Linked DNA regions of Homo sapiens: all the other regions are linked to region 1. A link is a contact called in ENCODE Hi-C or POLR2A ChIA-PET data. All regions are on one chromosome and are shown on one strand. The core of a region is the stretch at or near the end of the contact, and the rest is flanking DNA. Distances in the headings are between cores, read along the strand shown.

Evidence for each region. A loop is a pair of places that touch in the nucleus more often than their neighbours do. ChIA-PET counts read pairs that join two places held with the same protein, here RNA polymerase II (POLR2A). Pooled maps may share reads with other maps.
Region 2: a loop to region 1 is called in a map of endothelial cell of umbilical vein, with 5 times the contacts of the local background. The contact joins the promoter of TOPAZ1 here to the promoter of SNRK in region 1. A Hi-C loop is called at or near these places in 1 of 168 maps with a recorded cell type or tissue (endothelial cell of umbilical vein) and 2 of 50 pooled maps.
Region 3: a loop to region 1 is called in a pooled map, with 7 times the contacts of the local background. The contact joins the promoter of SEC22C here to the promoter of SNRK in region 1. A Hi-C loop is called at or near these places in 1 of 168 maps with a recorded cell type or tissue (CD8-positive, alpha-beta T cell), 2 of 37 single-sample maps with no recorded cell type and 12 of 50 pooled maps. POLR2A ChIA-PET finds 5 or more read pairs at or near these places in 2 of 52 experiments (IMR-90 and activated B cell).
Region 4: a pooled map shows a loop between it and region 1 (5-fold over the local background). The contact joins the enhancer-like site here to the promoter of SNRK in region 1. A Hi-C loop is called at or near these places in 3 of 37 single-sample maps with no recorded cell type and 3 of 50 pooled maps. POLR2A ChIA-PET finds 5 or more read pairs at or near these places in 1 of 52 experiments (PC-9).

What each region holds. Positions count from the first base shown.
Region 1 is chr3:43,285,185-43,287,854 of GRCh38, reverse strand. It overlaps SNRK (SNF related kinase), which reads right to left and starts at 1,315. Exons shown (of 7, transcript NM_017719.5): 1 at 1,180-1,315. RefSeq lists silencers at 781-830, 1,071-1,470 and an enhancer at 1,075-1,575.
Region 2 is chr3:44,240,547-44,243,216 of GRCh38, reverse strand. TOPAZ1 (testis and ovary specific TOPAZ 1) reads right to left here and starts at 1,331. Exons shown (of 20, transcript NM_001145030.2): 1 at 818-1,331; 2 at 1-364. The coding sequence starts at 1,163.
Region 3 is chr3:42,580,639-42,583,308 of GRCh38, reverse strand. It overlaps SEC22C (SEC22 homolog C, vesicle trafficking protein), which reads left to right and starts at 1,342. Exons shown (of 7, transcript NM_032970.4): 1 at 1,342-1,463. It also overlaps a transcript of SS18L2 not described here. RefSeq lists enhancers at 927-1,056, 1,049-1,875 and a silencer at 1,257-1,586.
Region 4 is chr3:43,892,629-43,895,298 of GRCh38, reverse strand. The region is part of intron 1 of LOC107986081 (a long non-coding RNA gene); the gene reads left to right. Among named protein-coding and RNA genes, the nearest start is that of ABHD5, 200 kb to the right of the region's middle. Within about 2 kb of position 1,363, at least 7 of the 41 ENCODE cell types and tissues checked have a DNase peak (open chromatin) inside an H3K27ac peak, as active enhancers do.

The DNA.
Region 1 (2,670 bases), core at 66-2,565:
AGATTATAAATTAACAAACTGATTACATAAGCCTTGACAACCCGGGCTTTAAAGTACACTGCTGTATATATTCTGATAAGTTAAAGACTGGTTTGGGACATAGTGCTCCAATCCCATACAAGGAGCCCAAACTCAGGCATTTCATGTTTGATAGGAACTTGGTGGAGATTCAACAGGATGTCCAACACTTGCAAGCCATGCTTCACCTTAAAACCTGACAAAATGTTTAAGGCATTAAGTCAACTTTACCACGGTTCCTAAGACTTTAAGAATGCACATAATTAAAGGGAAGGGGGGTGGAAAGTAACATGACAGTTTGAAAGGTCCCATATCCTCAGACCTCTATAGATTTAGGAACTCCACTGCTAAATTCTCCCCAAAGCCTGAAACTCCCTATGAAACTACTGGACTGTATGCGATCCAACAGTTACAAATAGCACAGCTCCAAGAACCCCGAAGATAAAAGGCTGCCACTTTCCTGCAACCCAAGTCCAAGTAAAAGGCAGGAAGGTCCCTGTAAAATGGACCAGAAAGAAATCAACAGGCGATGACTATGGAAAAGAACGTAGATTTCCCAGTCTCCCAGTCTGCAAAAATTCTAGCTCTCCCTCGGGAATGGCACTGCTCCTCTTTCCTTACCCCTTTGCCCTTTCTCTACAGACAACATCCCCACTCTATTGTAAAGCAGTTTGACCACGGAACCCTTTTGCTGAGGCCGGATTTCTACAGTCTTCTGAAAGGGGAAAACGCATTCAAAGAACACACACCCTACCAAGCGCCCAGGGCGCGGGGCCCCGCGGGCGCCGCACTCGGCCCGCTCCGGGGCGGGGCGCGGGGATGCGGGCGCCTTCCGAGGTGCCGCAATCCCGCCGCGGCCGCAAGGGCAGGGCCTCCAGGCGACCGCGGCCGCCGCCGCAGTGACGGCTCCCGCCGGGCCCCGCCGCCGCCCCGCCGCCAGGCCGCGCCGCGGGGTCCGGGCCACCGCAGCCCGGGCCCCGCGTCCTCCCGGGCCGCGCGCTGCGGCCGGCGCCGAGAGCGCAACTTACTTTCCGCCTGCGGCGAGCGCCCCGGCCCGGGCGCCCAGCCCGGCAACAGCGGAGGCTACTGAGGCGGCGGAGGCCGGCCCCGCACCCCTGCCTACGGCCGCCGCGCCCCGCCGCGCTCCGCGCTCGCCCCTACCTCAGCCGGCAGGCGAGCGTCCGTCCGCAGCGGCCGCGGCGCCGACAACTCCCTCCCGGCCGCCGAAACCCCGCACCCAGCGCTAATCATAATACCGAGCGGGCTGCCGGCCGCGGGGAGGGGGTGCCGGGTAGCTGCGCCTGCGCGGGCTGCGCGTCACTGTGACGTCAGCGCTGGGGCGGGGCCGCGGGAAGGGCAGGGCGGGGCGGCGCGCACCTGCGGCCGGCGCGCGGGCTGCTGGAGGGCATCCTGGCGGCTTTCTGACCCCGGCGAGTCGGGGCTGAGGCGGCTGGCGGGACAAAGCGGGCAAGGCGCCCAAGGAGGATGGAGGACGGGGGAGGAGGAAGCACCAGGGACACGGAACAATGGCCGGGAAAAAGTAGCGCGAGCTGTCAGGGGAAATCGGAGGGAAGGGACCGCGTCTGTACAGGACTGCGTCTTGGCGGCAGGGGGCAGGGAGCCGCACGCGCTTTACTCTTTGGTTCCCGCCCAGGTTTAAACAAGGATAAAAAAATTGTAAAAATACATATACATACACACATGCACATATGTATATACATATATATACATAATATGATTTTTTTCTCTGTAGTTTCTTCTCCCTGGGACTCTAATTTGAAAAAATTCGGTTGATTTTGTTGTTATTTAAGCAAAATTGGAAAAGCCCAACATCTGAATGCAGTGCTGGCCTTAAAGGTCAGCGGGAGACACAGGCCCTGCTAGGCAGCCTCTGGCAACAGCATAGAAAAGTAAACGGTCGTGGGGACACATCAAAGCACGTGAAGTCAGAGATTCAAAACACGCCGGGCATTAACCATAGCCCTTGATGGTTCAGTGGTATGGTCGCCAGGCCAGGTTGCTCTGGAAGGGAGCTTAGGGATGGCCGCAGAGGGTGGGAGGGGACTCCCGACTCCCACCCCTGGAAGCATGGCATGCAATAGAGACCAGCTCTTCAGGGTTCCTGGAAGGGAACACCAACAAACCAGACGCCAGATTTCTTCAACCTGCTTTTCCCCTTCTGTTCCCACGTTGTGTCCACCCTTCCCCAAGAAAGGACCCCTAGCAAGGAAGGACACAAGCCAGAAGAGCTGCGGAGATGCTGCAGGCTTGGTTGAATTGACTGGACTGCGAAGAGAAATCTAGATGGTTTTAGCAAATCTCTGTTGACCTGCAAATGTCAAAAGCCTTTTAGCTTCTATGCATCAACTTTGCATGTCTGAAGATGATTGGGAAGCAGGAGTGGATTGTTGGGAGGTGCAAACAGTTTGATTCTTAGGGTAATAACATAGGGTTTTCTGATCAAGGGGACTCCCAGTTACCCTAATACCCTTGCATCAGGTGGTGGGAGAGCACCAGGGAAAGCCTCAGATTAGGCCTCTGCGCCTTAGGGTCCCACCTGGGATCACTCTGACCTGAAAAGACCATAAAAGAGTCATCTCATTTTGACATGGAAATCGTAACTGTAGCAGCATATTAAGCAAGAGCTCCTAA
Region 2 (2,670 bases), core at 82-2,581, 960 kb before region 1:
CCCTTGGAATGGGGGAAACAATTGCAATCACGTAATTTTAAAACGGAATTATTTTCTACTTCAGGTGACAAGATATTACAAGAATATTTTGGAGTATTCTTGTACAGTTCATCTTGGAATTCAACCTTAATATTTTGTGTAGCCTCATTTTCGGTTATTTTGAGAGGTGGGTTTTCTAAGCTTTTAAGTTTTTTATTTCGAATTCTTCTTTTAATACCTTCTATTATACTTTCCTTACCCAAAGACTGCAAGCATTCCACTGTTTGGAAAGATTCCGAACTGGTTAATGATTCCTTTCTTACCAAGTCAAGCCCTGGCTGTGGATCATCACTTGAGGCTTCAGTAACTTTTCTTTTTTCCTTGGCTGATCAAAACAACAAAATATATCAGAAAAGATTTTATATTGAGGAGGAAAATGCAATTATCATTGAAATTAAAAATTGTGAGGCTATCATTTTTATTTCCCTGAACAGCTGTATGTAAATACACATTTGTTTTTAAATGAAAGCCTTAATTTCTGTTAAGGAATTACATATAAACCTGTATAAATTCTAAGGCAACTGAATAACCCTTATAACATCGTCATCTCATACTAGCCAAAATGGACCACAAGTAGGAATTCCTCCTATCATAATTCTGACCAAGGATTCCTAACAGGGAACACCCCTTTTAAGGAAATCCATTTTTCCCATCTCCTGGTCAACTATGTGCATCAGAAATAACCATGCAGGTTCAAGTTAAAGACTAGTGGTAAAACAAAGATGGAGCACGCTGAGGTACAAGGGCTAAAGGTAAGTGATCGTGGATGCTTTCTTACTGTGTCTTTCCGTTTGCAAGGGGAGTTCAGCCTCCTTTGCTGCTTCTAGGCCTCGCGGGTCTGACGAGTCTGACGGGCTCACCGGGCCCCTGCGCCCCTCCACCTGACGCCTTGCGGCCTTTCCAGCCCCTGATGCTGCAACCGACTTATCACTTTCCACCTCGCCTCTCCCAGGGGTGGCCCGGGCCACCATTCTCCTCTTTTGCTTATTTTCCCGGCACCCCCCGGCCTCAGGGCCACAGCCTCCCGCCGCGCCTGGCCCTGGCGCCTGCCGCTTCTGCAGGTTTCGCACATTGCCTTCAGGCCCTGAGGCCGTCGTGGGGCCCAGGGGTGGAGGTCGTCGCATGTGCCCCGGGGCCGGCCCGCTGGGGCCCCTCTGCACCAGCTCGCAGGAACCCACCGCGGTGCAAACGCTGCTCCCGCCTGGAGGTACCTACTGCCCTCTGACCCACCCCACACCGCCAGTCACCACAGCCCGGGGCCGGAAGCGGAAGTGGGGCGCGTAAGCGGAAGTGGGGCCTCGTGTCTGGGGCCCCGACTGGTGCTTCGGGATCCAACGGGCAGGAGAGCCGCGAGTTCCGTGCCAGCGTCTTTTTGGAGGGCCTCTCGCGGAGCTCCGAGGGAGGCAGTGGCCGCGCCCGATTGCATTGCGAGGGACTGTAGTGGGGCTCATCACATAACAGGCCTCCGTTGGCCCTTCCACTAGGCTGAGCTTCCTGGAACCGTTCAGGGCTCATTCTCCCAGCTGCTGCTCTTCGCGCCTTGGCTGCTCGCAAAGGCCACTGTCAGTGGCTTGTAACTCCACACCAAGTCTCCTAGAAGCCCCTGTCTAACTGTCTTCCTGATATATTCACCCGGATATTCCATATTCCACAGGCACCTCACACTCAGATGGGCAAACCAGCTCATCGCTCCTCACAAGCTTGCTCCTTTCACATAGGTGGATGCGCCACCATGCGCCTAATTGTTTAAGCCAGAAACCTAGAAACCATCAGAGACAACCTTCTTTCTACTTCATCCCTCACATCCACTTTCACTAGATCTACTTGACTGTATTTTGTTTGTCAGCCACTCTCCCGTTTGCCATTACCGTGGCTCTGGCCCTCAGACTTTCTTGACTGACCTACTGCATCAAGCCTCTGAATCCATCCTTGAGCTATTCCAGTCAAACGTCCACCTCCTTGCCAGGCCATGCCTCTCCGATGACAGGAGATCCTAGCACTTCTCAGTTTGACCCTTCATGAACTTCTTTTGCTCAAAGACTAAAACTAACAGAAATCCAAACTCTGGTGTGGTATCTGTGACCCTATCTGATGTGGCCTCTGAAAAATTAACTAGTTTTCTCTTACTGCCACTGTAGGGTAAAAGTTGTGCTTTGATGGAAAACTACATAGAAGTCACCCTTCTGAATTATCTGATTCTGATTCTATGGGAGTTATTTTACAACTCTGTAAATTATAGATAAGCGATAGCAACACAAAATAACGGTCTATAGAAATCCAAATTCTGTCCAATAGAAGTTTAATTGACTTCCCATTTTCACTGTGGAAGAAGCTAGTTTTGCCTCCATTTCCACATTCACTTCATTCCTGGTCTAGAATGTTTGTTGTTTGGACTTACCCTTTGAACCAATGTTTATAAAATCTGCCTGATGGGAGAATATAATCTTTAATACATGTTCATCCATGACAGCCATTATTTTCTCTTTTTTGAAAATTATCTCTTATCACCACACATAGCCTGCCCATAAGCCACGTTGGACTACTACCTGAAGTTCCCCAGATTTCATATACTTTTGTTATGCTTGTGCTTCTGTACCTGACAGTCCTGGAAAGTCTTCCTTTGCTTGTCTG
Region 3 (2,670 bases), core at 93-2,592, 700 kb after region 1:
TCTTCACTCTCACCCTAGTCCACACTCCAGCTCCATTCTCTCTTGCCCAGATGACTGCACTGGCTCCCAGGCCAGTCCCACCATAGCTCTGTTGAGACTTCTCCATTTTGATCTGCACTTTAGCAGCCAAAGTGAGTTTTATAAAATGCAATTTTGACCAGTGTTCTATGGTCCTAAACTTTCCACTATGGTCCATAAAATCCTACATGGTCCTGCCCCTTCTATTCGCTCTAGTGGATCTCACTCCACTCCTTTATTCTCTAAACTCTGAGTTTCTTTTCTTTTTGTGGTAAAATGTACATAACCATTTTTAAGTGTGCAGATCTGTGGCATTTGGTACATTCACATTGTTGTGTGATCATCACTACTATCCATTTCCAGAACTGTTTCATCTTCTCCAGCTGAAATTCTGTACCTATTAAGCACTAACTTTCCATTTCCCCCTTTCTGGGTTTCTTTTCATCCCTCAAAGGAGCTCTGCTGCCTTCCACAGAGTTCTTATATACATGCTAATCTCTCCATCTGAAACACACTTCCTCTCCCCTTTGCCTAGTTAGCCTCCTGTGATTCCCAACACCAGCCTAGAAGCTTCTGTAAATTCTCCCAAAACCCCTGCTCCTCCCTGAAGAGCAGTTTGTATTTATACAGGTGTTTGATTGTTTGAAGGGTGCTCTCACCCTGCCTCCTCTCTTAACATAGTTTTTCGTGTCAGGAATTCCTCGCTTTGTCCACAACCCCTGGCACATAGCAGGTGCTCAATACTTGCTAAATGAATAAATGGACGGACTCTGCTACCTACCTAATCTCCTTCCAGCCAGTCATCCATCTGTGGGTGCCTCGGTCCCCAGCTTGGGGTGTGTCCCCCTGGGTCGGACTTTGGCGCCCCATCCAGGCTGGCAGTAGGTTGTGCTCTTTGGTTTGCCTATCTCGGGCCTCCCGCCCAGCCGCGCGGACCGCAGAACATACGCCCCGGGCGTTATCACTCTGTCACGCGGAGCCTCCCCGCCTCCAGACGTCAGTCCGGTTGCTACCCCGGCAGGAATCGAGCTTAGATCACGAAGGCTCCTTCTCACCTCCGGACGTGAGAATTACAGGCTTGGATCTCAAACCGCCGCGGTGAGAGCCGGGAGGTGGGAAGAAAGTTGGGAGGCGCGCGCCCCCGTCACACTCCCTCTCCGTTTGGGTCGCAGCCCTTTAAGAACCACTACGTTCGCGCCTTCGCCGGGACGGGGGCTGTGGAGGCGCGCCGGGATTGGTCGGTTTGGGTGCGGGTGTCGCTTAGCAGCAGCGAATGCGGGGTAGGGGGGAGGTGGGGTGGCTCAAGACTCGCGCACGCGCACCACGGCCTACCTGCGCCTGGGCTGCCGGTGACCTGGGCCGAGCCCTCCCGGTCGGCTAAGATTGCTGAGGAGGCGGCGGGTAGCTGGCAGGCGCCGACTTCCGAAGGCCGCCGTCCGGGCGAGGTGAGGGCTGGCGGGCGGAGGCGGGTGCCGCGGCCCGTTAGCCAAGAGCAGGCGGGTTAGGGTGTGGCGCAGGGCGGGCCCAGAGGTGGAGGCGGCCCAGGGCCCACCCGGCCCTCAGTCCCGGCCTTGACCATGGGGCTCCCCACGGGGCTTCACTGGGCTTCTTGGAGTCCTCTGTCCCCTTTCTCCCGTCAGCCTGTTCCCGGACCCCGGGGCCACCCAAGGCACGCGCCTGCAGGAACCCTGGGCTGACAGATGGGCGCCAAGGGCTTCTCCCAGTTGGAAGAGATGGGGAGTGAGAAAGGGGACGATTGTTTCTTTAACCATTCACGAAGCTCACGTCAGAGCATTGTTTAATCTGAATAGCAAACTTCCCTTAGCATGCCCGTGTTATTAGACTTTAAATATTGGATACACTGAACCAACTTTTCAGAGCACTAGGTGTAGGACGTTCCATTACAGGTTTTGTGTTCATTACAGATTTACACATGTACCTCCAGAGCCAGAAGGATAAAGCACTCGGGGAAAAATTAGGTTTGTAGAAATAAAAGCCACGGAAGACTATTGCCAGTGTGAAAAGTAATTGGTGAAATTTGTGACATGGTCAGAAAAAAATACAGCTCAGAACCAACATATAGGGTAATATTTAATTACATTTTGCAGAGAAGAGTTGATCCCACTAAAGATAATTTTAGTAAAATGAAAAATGGAAGCAACTGGAAATGGTTTAACGTTGCCAGATAGAATTAAATAAACAAATAGTGTTTCCTCTGGAAAGTACATTTTGGACAATGTTAATAGCTCTGATTTAAGTGTTTGCATTTGCAACAGAAGCCATCTTGGAGTCAGTGTTTTTTATTCTTAGAATAACTTAGAAATCAACTAAATTCAAAAAGTAACATGATCATAGAGAGGACAACCTGACTTCAAGGTAATACAGTGGATAAAGAGCAGTTGTAACAAGTGTAATCTCAGGCTCCTTCCTCTACCAACAGGTCTCTGATTAGCTTATTAGTGCTCTAAGGAGAAGAAATTATTTTAGAGAAAGGGAGTAGCTGTAATTCCCAAAGTTGGATTTGTAGAAGAAGGATGTGGTGGAAAGATCCTAGGCTTTAGAATATTTGAAGTAAGGAAGTCTGGGTTGAATCTAGCTTTACCTCTTGAGCCTTACAGCTGCAGTTTTCCCACCTATCCGGTATAGATTATG
Region 4 (2,670 bases), core at 114-2,613, 610 kb before region 1:
TTAATATACATTCCATAAGATACACAAGAAAAAAACCTGAAAGATTATTTTTATTTTTACTTTAAAGAGCTCTGGGCTGCTGAGAGGAAGCAGTCTTGAACCTATATAAAATTGTGATTTTTGTGCCTGTTTCCATCATAAAAACCAAAAATGATTATTGGTTTCTTATGTGTGTTCTCAATGGCGAATTCAATTTTTTTTCCCAAAGAGCCTTGTTGAATCATCCGAGTGAGACGTGGACCAAGGTGAAGGCGCCTGCGGGTGGCTTTCCTGTCCAGGGGTAGGCAGGAAATAGAGTCCCGGGCTGCCACTGCTGTCCCCTATGGGTGTGGCTGGGGACTGGCTGGGAAGAAAGCCAGCATCATTTGATGCAGTTGCTCTGGAAGGTCGCTGAGCACGGGCCCTGGCACCCACCTTCCCAAACACAAGCCCGGCCCTCGGCCCAGCGGAGAGTCTCGTACAGGGGACAGGGATGGCGATGCTGGTCCCACGGGAGCCAGGCCGGTGTCCCCAGGGGATGAGGGGTGGGGGGCAATACAAGGAGGTTACTTTGGTCTGTTGCTCCCGCTTTGTTAACCCATCCCTATGTCCTATCCCCTTCTTCCCTGGCTTTGCCCAAGCCGGGTAACGAGAAAGCGCTAGGAACCAAGTGGCTGTTGGACGTGGCCGACTGCGGAAAGGCCTGCTTTATTTCGTCGCAGTTCATTTATTTTCCTTTTCGTTCTGCCGGCTGCCACGTGTTTGGTAAGTTAGAGCACGAAACACTTTAAGATGGGCCTGTGGGGCCGGAGCAGAGCCGCAGAGCTGTGCAGGCGCGCGTGTGCACGTGCGCGCCTGTATGCCGCGTGGGCGTGCGCGCGTGCACGTGGGCCGTGTGCGCGCGCACATTGTTTCTGTCTCCAGCGGTTGGGAGCGCGCTGGCGTTGCCTGTGGGCTTGGGGCCCCTGCGCCGGGGCGGAGCGGGCAGCGAGGCTGGCGGGAGATGCTGGGCTGCTCTGGAGAGCGCGCAACCGGCGTGCTCACCCTGTTAAGGCTCCGCTCTTCGCTGTGCCCAGATCCACACAGGTAGCCTTCAACCGCCGCCCAGGGAAGTCAGTGCTCTTATTAGCTTCAATTTCCGGACGAGGAAGTGAGGCACAGAGAGGTTAAGGAGCCCAGCTATTAGGAGCCTTTGAACTCAGACAGTCTGGCTCCAGAATCTGCATCTTAACTCCATTACGCGTTATTTTTTAAACGCAGGCCCGCCCCCCCCCGCCCCCCTGGACTCCGGTTTGAAACGCATTGAATAATGAATCCTTTTCGCCTCCCTCCCTCTGAAATAACAGTTCAGTTCATCGAAAACCCAGAGGTAGCCTACCGTGTGACTCAGCGGCACGGAAAACATCAGAGTCATTGACTTTGGCGTGGCAAAGTGGGATCTCACACATGGTACTTTATCAAATAAAGGGCACTGGCATGTTAAACTGATTCGTAGCATCTTTTAAATGTGACAAAACATAAGCTTTGATCACACTTCTGATTTTTTTTCCCTGACTTTAAGTGATGCATTATAGTAGGAAAATACAGGAAAGGACAAAGAAGAAACTAAAAGTTCCCCATAATCTCAGCTCTCCACCCCATAATACTATACGTTGTTGAAAATCTAGTGATTTTTTTCTAAGCATATACTATCACAAAATTGATTAAAAGAAATTTAAAACAGTATCATAATGTACATGGTGTTTTATAATTTTTATATTTAATAATGCATCACGAACATTTCCCCATATCAAATATTCTACTACAAATGTTTTTAATGACTACACCGTATTTCATTATACAAATTTGCCATGACTTAACTTGTCACTAGCCTTATTTTTTGACTTTTCAGTTGCTCCCCAACTTTTGCTATTATAAATGATGGACACCAGAATGCAGCAATTTTTTATACACACTATTTCCTTGGGACAAATGGGATTGCCAGGTCAAAGATCATCACACTTTTAAAGGGGTCAAACTATTATCTAGAAGGGTGGGCTCAGTACACTCACCTCCAAGTAGAATAAGTGTGCCCGTTTTCTTTCTCAATTCTGGGTGTTATTGCTCCAGGCAATCTTTCTTAATAAACAAAATACAGCCTTCAAAAAAAATACCTCAGTTATTTCATTAGACTGTGCCAAGTTTCAAGAGAAAGACTTTATATGATTGCAGATACTTGAAACATTTGGGAAATTCAGTTTATTCAGATGCTCCCAGGACTGCACAAGACTCAGCAAAGGACGTGGTAAAATAAGGGCACTTTGGAAAAAGGAACTAGGAAAGAATTCTCAAGCCATTTTTTTTTTTCAGGGCAGAGAGATAGATGATGTCTCTAAAATAAAAAAGGAGGTATTAATTGCCTCTTTGGCTGGGTCTTTGACTCCGTGGCAACTTTCCCATTGTCAGGTCTGAAAACGTTGATGGTGCTGCTTGCCGCAGAGCTACTGCAGAAATATTCAAGGCAGCAAACCTGGGCAATTAGGGTTTCTGTTAATTTTCTTCCCCTTTCATTCTACCAGCTTCCCCTCCCCCTATGTCAGCTAGTTGGAGTGACAAATATTTAAAGTCAGCCTGTCACGCATGAGCAGCGCAGCTGTGTGAATGACTGATTTTCTTGACGTTCTAAACAGCTTTGTGTGTGCATGTGGAGAC